Regions from separate parts of the Homo sapiens genome. Here region 1 is linked to region 2. The links are chromatin contacts, found by Hi-C in ENCODE. All regions are on one chromosome and are shown on one strand. Each heading gives the region's core, a stretch centred on a gene start or an enhancer-like site at or near the end of the contact. The rest is flanking DNA. Distances are from core to core; before and after follow the strand shown.

The links. A loop is a pair of places that touch in the nucleus more often than their neighbours do. Pooled maps may share reads with other maps.
Region 1: a loop to region 2 is called in a pooled map, with 19 times the contacts of the local background. The contact joins two enhancer-like sites. A Hi-C loop is called at or near these places in 2 of 37 single-sample maps with no recorded cell type and 3 of 50 pooled maps.

Annotation. Positions count from the first base shown.
Region 1 is chr6:138,454,455-138,459,269 of GRCh38, reverse strand. All of the region lies in intron 3 of NHSL1 (NHS like 1), which reads left to right. Among named protein-coding and RNA genes, the nearest start is that of MIR3145, 22 kb to the right of the region's middle. Within about 2 kb of position 3,434, at least 11 of the 41 ENCODE cell types and tissues checked have a DNase peak (open chromatin) inside an H3K27ac peak, as active enhancers do.
Region 2 is chr6:137,104,013-137,109,130 of GRCh38, reverse strand. No RefSeq gene overlaps it. Among named protein-coding and RNA genes, the nearest start is that of IL20RA, 62 kb to the right of the region's middle. RefSeq lists an enhancer at 2,951-3,010. Within about 2 kb of position 2,835, at least 5 of the 41 ENCODE cell types and tissues checked have a DNase peak (open chromatin) inside an H3K27ac peak, as active enhancers do.

The DNA.
Region 1 (4,815 bases), core at 2,185-4,684, 1.3 Mb before region 2:
ATGCCTGTAATACCAGCACTTTGGGAGGCAAAGTTGGGTGGATCACCTGAGGTCAGGAGTTCAAGACCAGCCTGGCCAACATGGCGAAACCCCATCTCTACTAAAAATACAAAAATCAGCTGGGCATGGTGGTGTGTGCCTGTAATCCCAGCTACTCGGCAGGCTGAGGAAGGAGAACCCAGGAGGTGGAGGTTGCTGTGAGCCGAGAGTGTGCCACTGCACTCCAGCCTGGGTGACAGAGCAAGACTCTTTTCTCAAAAACAAAAACAAACTATAGAACACAAATAAGATTTGAATAACTGAAAAGACATATCACATCCTCAGAGGCGTTAATATCAGAAAGCTCACCATTCTGCCCAAGTTAATTTATAAGATTAACACAATACCAATAAAAACGTGAGTAGATTTTTTCTGGGTTTTTTTTTTTGTTTTTTTTTTTTTGAGACAGATTTTCACGTACTCTGTTGCCAGGCTGGAGTGCAGTGGTGTGAACTTGGCTCACTGCAACCTCTACCTCCCAGGTTCAAGCGATTCTCCTGGCTCAGCCTCCCGAGTAGCTGGGACTACAGGCACATGCCACCACACCCAGCTAATTTTTGTATTTGTAGTAGAGACTGGGTTTCACCATGTGGCCAGGATGGTCTCGATCTCCTGACCTTGTGATCTGCCCTCCTTGGCCTCCCAAAGTGCTGGGATTACAGGTGTGAGCCACCACGCCCAGCCTAATTTTTGTACTTTTAGTAGAGATGGGGTTTCACCATTTTGGCCAGGCTGGTCTCGAACCCCCGGACCTCAAGTGATCCACCTACCTTGGCCTCCCAAAGTGCTGGGATTATAGGCTGTTCTGTTTTGTCTTGATCTGAGGCTACTTTGGGGGATGAGAGGAGGAGAGAGACGACTAAGGAAGCTGAATCTAAAGTTTGTGTAGCTAGGAAAGCTGTAAAACAAGAGAGCAGTAAGGAAGAACTGACTTGACCCGGTATGAGAACATAGAGTTAGGGATTCCTCCATTGTGGCAGCTGAATGTGCAAACCAGTATAACAGAATATTAAAAACAGAATAGAAGTCTAGAAATAGACCTAAATCTTCATGGGATTTAGTAGATCATCAAGCTATCATTTGAAATCAAGTGGGAATCCAGTAACTGTTGAAAGGGGCTCCAGGCCAGCAGTATGGTCTTCCGTGTTAAGACTAAGACTCCTAACCGTGGTTCATGTTCTTAACATCACCCTAACAGTTGGGATTTTTTTTTTTTTTTTTTTCAGTTGGAGTTTCACTCTGTTACCTAGTCTGGAGTACAGTGGCACAATCTTGACTCACCACAACCTCCACCTCCTGGGTTCAAGAGATTCTCCTGCCTCAGCCTCCCGAGTAGCTGGGACCACAGGCACGTGCCACCATGCCCAGCTAATTTTTGTATTTTTAGTAGAGACGGGGTTTCACTATGTTGACCAGGCTGGTCTTGGGCTCCTGACCTCGTGATCCGCCCACCTCGGCCTCCCAAAGGGGATCATTTTAAATATAGAGTGTGTAGGAGTCAATTTGGAAGGGAAATTCGATCTGGAAAACCTTTTATTTTGTATTTCCTAGTAGGTGTTGAGGGGAGGGGTGTGTTACAAAGAGCAGTGACTATATGGAAGAAGGGATGCATGAGTTAACAAATTATTGACTTTAAAAGAGGTATTTCTTACAAAAATCATCTAATTTGCATTCAACAAATATTAAAAATCCATTATGTGCTTAAGATGAGTTGCTAATATGGCAAAGGTTAAGGACATATAAATTAGAAAAGAGAACCTAGAGGACGTCGATTCTGGTTATTTACTCTGGCTAATTGTTCTAGAATAATTATCTTCATTATCCTAATGTGAAACACCAAGTAGGACTCTATGTGTTATGTTATGAAGAAAGATGTTTTGCTAACGAGATCCACACATATCTTTGATGTTCAAAGTGGGAATATAGTGTAGCAAGAAGAAAATTGTTGAAAATATTTCCAATTGTATATGTTATGCATATCATCTAAACATAAACATGATGCATTGAAAAAAATACTGTTGGCAAAGCAATTTAGAAATTCCAGAAAATAAGCCAGGCATGGTAGTGTGTGCCTGTAATCCCAGCACTTTGGGAGGCTGAGGCAGGCGGATCCCTTGAAGTCAGGAGTTCCAGACTAGCCTGGCCAACATGGTGAAACCCTGTCTCTACTGAAAATATAAAAATTAGCCAGGCGTGGTGGCATGCACCTGTAGTCCCAGCTACTCAGGCTGAGGCAGGAGAATTGCTTGAATCTGGGAGGTGGAGGTTGCAGTGAGCTGAGATCGCACCACTCCACTCCAGCCTGGGCGGCAGAGTAAGTGAGACTCCATCTCCAAAAAAAAAAAAAGAAAGAAAGAAATTCCAGAAAATACCTTTTCATTCAACTCTGAAATCAAAGAGTACACCATTGCTTTGTGTACTGTTTTTGACTTTTTTCTCTTTTCAGTTTTCAGCATATGCCAAGTACTGCCAAAGAGGTTCTTGCATTTGAAGGCAGGTCAGTTATCAGTGCGAAAATACTTACTGTGAGTCGATAGGGAATTTTTCCACCTGCCATTATCGGAAGTTATATTTGATGATACGTTCACTGAATCTGGGAAACCTTCACAGAATCCCCATTGTCTTAGCAGAAAGGATATCAATCATGAGTTATGCAATCTCTTGTGTAAAATTCACCCCTAAAGAGATGTATTAGATCTAGATTTTTGGCAGTAAACAGTTGGCTTTAATAGTCGTGACAGAAATCGAAATTTCCCTGTTTCCTGTTATTCTTTGAACTGGCATGTCAGCTTCTGTTTTAGGCTTTGTTGATAAGAAATATTTAAATCAAAGGAAGACTTTGAAGAAAAGGCAGTAACCTTGCTGCCATACCTGTAAACACAGGAGGCTTATTTAACATGATGCTTGAGAGCGTAGGTTTGGGGCAGCTTTTCCACCTGTCAGAGCTCAGTGGCCTTGGATAAGTTGCTTTCGTCTGTGAGGTTCAGGTTCCTCAACTGTAAAGAGATAAAAACCACATGTTCCGGTTTGCTTAGAACAGCCCTGGTTTACAGCTGTTATTCTGTGTAATTATTAATTGCACCCCCTTTCACTCTCAGAGGTGTTCTGGTTTCGATAAAATTACATAGTTACCCTAACCTACCTTGGAGAGTTGGTGTGAGGTTGAAGTAAATTAATGTTTGTGAAACCCTTAGCACAGTGCCTGGCACAGACTAGATGCTCAGATGATGATGATAAGTATTGTTAAGCTGATTGGTATTTCAAACCACGCTTCAAAGAAAATGATTCAATAGACAATGTCTGTTTTTATAAAAATTTGGCCACTCTCCCAATCATCTCGTCTTTTGTTCCACCCACATAGAATTTCCTGCCCAAGGCAATAAATTTGAGAGGTTTCAGCAGCTACTGACGAATTTCTGATTGTCATGGCTTTACAGGTTATCTAGGTGTGGCACTACCAGTGTTTATGCTATTGCTAGCTTGTTCATCGGGGTACACGTTAGGATATAGAACTTTTTCACAAATTAGATCTTATTTTCCACAAACAGCCCCATGAAACAGATTATTTTAATAGCTATTACTATTATTTTAATCTGGAAATGGAGACTCAGAAATATGAAATGGCTTTCTCAAGATCACATAGCTCGAAAGCACCAGGAAGCATGCGAAGGCGGGGCTCCTTGCAGGGAGCATGTGAAGGCGGGGCTCCTTGCAGGGAGCATGTGAAGGCGGGGCTCCTTGCAGGGAGCATGTGAAGGCGGGGCTCCTTGCAGCTCATTTCTTTTCATCGCACCATGCTGGTTAAGCAAAAGGGCAAGATTACTCAGTTACCTCAATTCCTCCTCATTATGCCCAATTTTGTCATCTCTTATTCCTCTTTGACTTGTCTGGTATGCTTCACTCAATTTTTTTTTCCCCCAAAAAAGTTTTTAAGTGCTACTTGGTCTCAGTATATGGATCCCATTCTTGGCCTAGGGCAGCTTACAGTCGAGAAGTGATTACTCCATGTCCAATCATGTGTTACTGGGTCTCTGTGAGTAATTTCAGGAAACTGTAGAAACACAAATGAGTCAATGCTCACTGCTCTGCAGTTATGGCACCTTCTTATTCCATGCCATTGCAGACAAAAATGAGAAAATTGGGGTCTGTCATTCCCACGCCTTTTTGCCTGCAAACCAGTGAGAATGTCTCCAATGACCCATTCCAGTTTCTCTTGCTGTTTCCATCCCACTACTCTATAATCAGGGTCTGTTTATACCTGCCTTCTCTTCTAGATTAATGGACAGCATCCCTATCTTGTTGATCTCTGTGTTTCCAGTATGATGCCAAGCACTTGGCACATGGAAAGGCTCAGGCGCCAGGGACTGTGCTCAGTGCTGTATGTGAATATATTCAGTATTTATTGCAACCATGCAAAGTAGCTTTGATTATGCCCATATCATGGATGAGAAAACTGTATCTTGGAGAGATTAGATCACTTGCCTAAGATCACATAGTTTTTAAATACTGAAACAAGATCTTTCTTTATTAAAACGCCTTTTATTGAAGTATAACTTACATAAAATAATCTATACATATTTAAAGTATACAACTTAATAAATTTTGACATATGTATACACACAGGAGACCATTACCATAATCAAGAGAGTGAACACATCTATCACCCCTAAAAGCAAAACCAGGATTTAAACCTAGACTTACGACTCTAGAGCTCATGTTTTTCCCCCAGTAATGACTGTATGGGGAGTAGAGCCTTTGCCACAGTCCTTTCCTCCT
Region 2 (5,118 bases), core at 1,586-4,085:
TGCTGCTTTAGTGACTTAAGTAATAATTGCATGCCGTCCCCTGGAGTGTTTTCTGTCCTTAGGAGCAGAACCCTATTGCACTTTGTTGGAGTGGAATGAGAGTAGGGATAATATATAAATACCTTTTAAAGAGGATCTAATAAAGTCACAAATAACAGAGTCAAATGGAGTACTAAGGGAAAGTAGGATCATTCAGACTAATCCTGTAACTTTGAGATTGACATCGAAAGCTTCAGATGTTTAAGTGGTTATTTCCTTGTTTGTGAAAGGTTTTGTTGGGAAAAGGCCCCCCAAAATCTGGCCATAAACTGGCCCAAAAAATGGCCATAAGCAAAATCTCTGCAGCACTGTGACATGTTCGTGATGGCCATGACACCCACGCTGGAAGGTTGTGGGTTTACCGGAATGAGGGCAAGGAACACCTGACCTACCCAGGGTGGAAAACCACTTAAAGGCGTTCTTAATCCACAAACAATAGCATGAGCGATCTGTGCCTTAAGGACATGCTCCTGCTGCAGATAACTAGCCAAACCCATCGCTTTATTTCAGCCCATCCCTTTGTTTCCCATAAGGAATACTTTTAGTTACTCTATAATCTATAGAAACAATGCTTATCACTGGCTTGCTGTTAATAAATAAGTGGGTAAATCTCTGTTTGAGCTTCTCAGCTCTGGAGGCTGTGAGACCCCTGATTTCCCACTCTACACCTCTATATTTCTGTGTGTGTGTCTTTAATTCCTCTAGCGCTGTTGGGTTAGGGTCTCCCCAACCGAGCTGGTCTTGGCAGGTTTGAGGGTGGCTGGAGACATGTACTAGAAACAATATACTGGACTGTCTGAATCATGAGTTTGATCCAAAGCGGTGCTTCCAATGTATATGTTTCCATGTGTGTCATGCATAAACATACACACACATCATTATGCTAATATATACATGTCTAGGCACTCACATGTACAACTGTGCATATCAATATTATTTTCTAAAGAGAAGAATTGTGTTTTCTTTTTCAAGATGTGAGAAATGTCCATTTTTTGCTTTTGCCCCAAATTTTTACTGTTTATAAAGTTTTACTACAGCTAAGGAATTTTGCAATGCCTGAGTAATAAGACAGATTATTACTAGCCATACTAACTTGGAAACCCCCTAGATGTTTCTCTTAAAACTTTGGTTTGGGGTGGTCAGATGTGGAAAGAAAAGGGGAAGAAATGCAGAAGATGTGAAAAGGAGTCTGATGGGAAAGTATGCCTTTCTGTATTCTACTACTAACTAAATCATGTTTCTCAAACTTTGGATACTTTTTTTTCCAAACATGCTTCTCAAACTTTAGAAACTTGAGAAGCTTTTTTCAAAATATACGTGTACAGCCCACAACACTGGAGATTCTTTCATGGAGTCTGGGGCAAGAATCAGCAAACTTTTTCTGTGTAAAGATTAGAGAGTAAATATTTTAGACTCAAGGCCATATAATATTTGTCAAAACCACTCAGTTCAGCCGTTGTAGGGCAAAAGCAGCCATAGACCATATGTTAACAAATGAGCATGACTGTGTTCCAATAAAATGCCATTTACAGGACAGATTTGGCCTCCAAGCTGTAGTTTGCCCACCTGTGGTGTTCAGTGACACCCAGGAATACTATACTTGGAAAAGTGTTATGCATCTATAAAATTCTCATTAAAATTTATTTTTAAAACTTACCAAAAACTCAACAGGAAAGTTATAAAGGGTTAGAATAGGCAGTTCCAAAACTAGAGAGAGATGAGAGAGAGAGAGAGAGAGACAGAAGGAGGGAAGGAAGGAAGGAAGGAAGGAAGGAAGGAAGGAAGGAAGGAAGGAAGGAAGGAAGGAAAGGAGGGAGGAAGGAGGGAGGGACCGGGTGCAGTGGCTCACGTCTGTAATCCCAGCACTTTGGGAGGCCAAAGCAGGTGGATCATCTGAGGTCGGGAGTTCGAGATCAGCCTGGCCAACATGGTGAAACACCATCTCTACTAAAAAATACAAAAATTAGCTGGGCATGGTGGCAGGCGCCTTAATCCCAGCTACTTGGGAGGCAGAGGCAGGAGAATCATTTGAACCCAGAAGGTGGAGGTTGCAGTGAGCAGAGAAAAAGCCATTGCACTCAAACCTGGGGGACAAGAGAGAGACTTCTCTCAAAAAAAAAAAAAAGGAAGGAATGAAGGAATGAAAAGAAAGAAAGAAAAAGAAAAAGGAAGGAAGGAAGGGAAGGAAGGGAGAAAGAAAATGATTTTATAAAGGAAGGAAAAAATGCTAAACATAATTTTTTAAATGCAAGCTAAAACAAGACACCATCTTTTACCTAATAAATTGGCAAAAACTAAAAAGTCAGATAAGACGCAATTTTGTGAAGCCATGGGGAAGCCAGCACCCTTAGTATGAGGATAGGATAATACAACTTCAGAGGGCAGTTTGGACACAAATTATAAAATTACAGGGCACAAATATTTATGTATAAAGAGGGATTATAATAGCAATATATTGGAAACAATCTAAAAATCCTCCAAGAGGGACATGGTTGAAAAATTACCGTATATCTGTTAAGTCGTATGCTACATAAGCACTATAAAGAATAAGGTAGACCAGTATGCTGACCATAATATTGGTTAACCCCCCAAAACTATTCTCACTTTTTCTTCGGTGGGGCTGCCCCGACTTAAGATGACTTTTTTCAAACTTTTTGCAGCTAAATGTAGCCAATTACCTGAGTTCTCACCAAATGGAAATGAATGAAATTGGTATGTTCATCTTCCAGTTCCTCTTCTGAAAGATGTTTACTTTCAAATCACCTTTCCTTTTTCTATGTCTTTAGCAGCTGTGGAAGCTATGATTTGAAGACAATTGCTTGACTTCACTCAAATGCATCCCTGAATGATTTCCTGGAACAGAACCTGCACTGTACTGCACTGTAATATGTGAGAGAAATAAATATCTATCCTATTTAAACCAGGGCATTTTGGCTTCTCTTTGCAGCAGCTGGGCACTTGCCCTAAATAATACAGAAATGTGCATAGTGCTGCCATAACTGAAACCTAAGATGTGGCATTGGTACAATGAGAGAATCACAGGTGATGGGGACGTGGGTATTTCAGGCTAAAATGTTGACCACCCTTGTTCTATTGTCAAAAAACATTTGGCAAAGCTATTACCTACAATAACTGGAGAAGCAGATCGCTTCTCCTATTGCTTCAAATGAAGCTATTGGAAAGAATCCAAATGTCAATCTGTGTTGGCTTCTCTTTGCTGTCTATAAACAGGTTTTTAAAAAAGTGATCAACTAAGACAAGAATTGACAAGTTTGCAAGCAGAGCTGGAAGAAAGTAGAGAGCATCCAAAAAGAAGAGACTTGTTAAGGGTTGAAAAGCCAACTGATACGTAAAGAGGCTTATAATAGCACTTAATTGAACCAGAGCTGCAAGTGATAAAACCAGTACTCACGCCCTTTCTCAAAGGCCTGTTAAGACTCCTCAGCCACACAGAGAGGAAGCCTCAGGCAAAGAACAAATCCAGGGTGTTGCCTTTCTACCCAAGCCAATTTTTTTTTTTTCAGATAGCTTCAAGGTACCTACGATTCAAACAGGAAAGAAAAGTGTGTCAAACCTACAAGCCAGGAAATAGGTCAGCCTGAATATCCACGTGCAGAAAAGAACATTGAGAGTGGTCAGTGGCCCAGGTACTGACTGGAAGTAAGCAGACCCAAAGCCAACTGAGTTCTTAATCAGAAGCAGTGTTTTGGTAAAAAACCCTGGTGAATAAGACATTCAATAAGTCACATGAGTATGATGGGCTCAGAAGGCAAACCCAAATCTGGATGTGTCTCCCCCATTGAGGACAAATCACTGCCCCCTCCAAGATGTTCACGGGCTGCTTCCTGCCATTGACTGACGGGACACTCAGGCCTGCAGCAGCCAAGTCAGCCTCAGTGAGAGGAGGCCTATTCTTCTGAGCCATGTGGGACCCCTGACCTTACTGCACAGACATTTGCTCACGAGCACATTGAGAAAATGCCAGAGTGTGAAACTGAGTAGGTCACATGTCCACAGAACAGGTCACCTTGTCCATTGATCCTTGACATCCTGCAGTTTTATTTGTGCTGTAAGGTTGGATCCAGTCTTGCTATGCTCCTCCTGCTTCATGGTTTAATGGTCCAGAGAAGACCCATTCATGATGAGAAGTATGGGCCACATGGTCACAGGGCACCCCAGGGTCAGGCTTTTAGCCTCCCTCAGAGACCACTAATAAGCCAACAGATGTTTTCCAGAATGAGACTAGTTATTTCCTGAAGAGGGTAGGATTTTAGTCCAAAACCCTGGAAGCCATGGCCGTGTGTCTACTGTCAGGGTTTGCCACCAACTTCCTGCTTGGTCTCCTCTCTAGTGTTACCTCTTCCATCTAACTTTCATATTACAGCCAGAGTGATGTTTCTAAAACTGAAATCTGGCCCTGGCTAAAATCTGATCATTAATTTGTACATCTTTAATAAGCATCAATTATGTGCCTGTTCTAGGTCTCGAGAATTCAGCAGGGACAAAGTAGAGGGCCCTTGTTTTATCCTTTGAATCTGTAAAAGAAGCTAACCTCATAATGTGACATGAGGGGCACTAGCCCTGCAATGGCGGCAAAATTTCACCATTAGACTTTCATTCTTTGAACAAAGCTGTTTATCTTATTCTAAAATGCAAATGTGCTTGAGCACAGTAAAGCTTTGTCATTCATGGTCATAAACAATTTTGGGTAAATTTATTTATATGATGAGTTCCAATATGACAACCCAAGCTTATCTAGATGAGTTTTGTGGCATCCTTGATAGGGGCTTTTATAGACAGGAAAAATTACTAAGGGGATACTGTGATTTTCTTAAATTAATACTTTATTTATTAAAATTACAAATTTAAATTCCTCATTATTCCTTGAATTTTTAAGTCCAACTCATAAACCTTATTACTTTGTTTATGAATCTGGCAACTTTTAACCATCACTTTTAAGTGGCCTTTTATACTTTAATTGAATTAGTTTAAATATTTAAAAACTTGATTTTTTTTACCCTTTTTGAATACTTCAATTGTGCAACAAAAAAGTTCAAGAACTGTAAGATATCTAAGCCT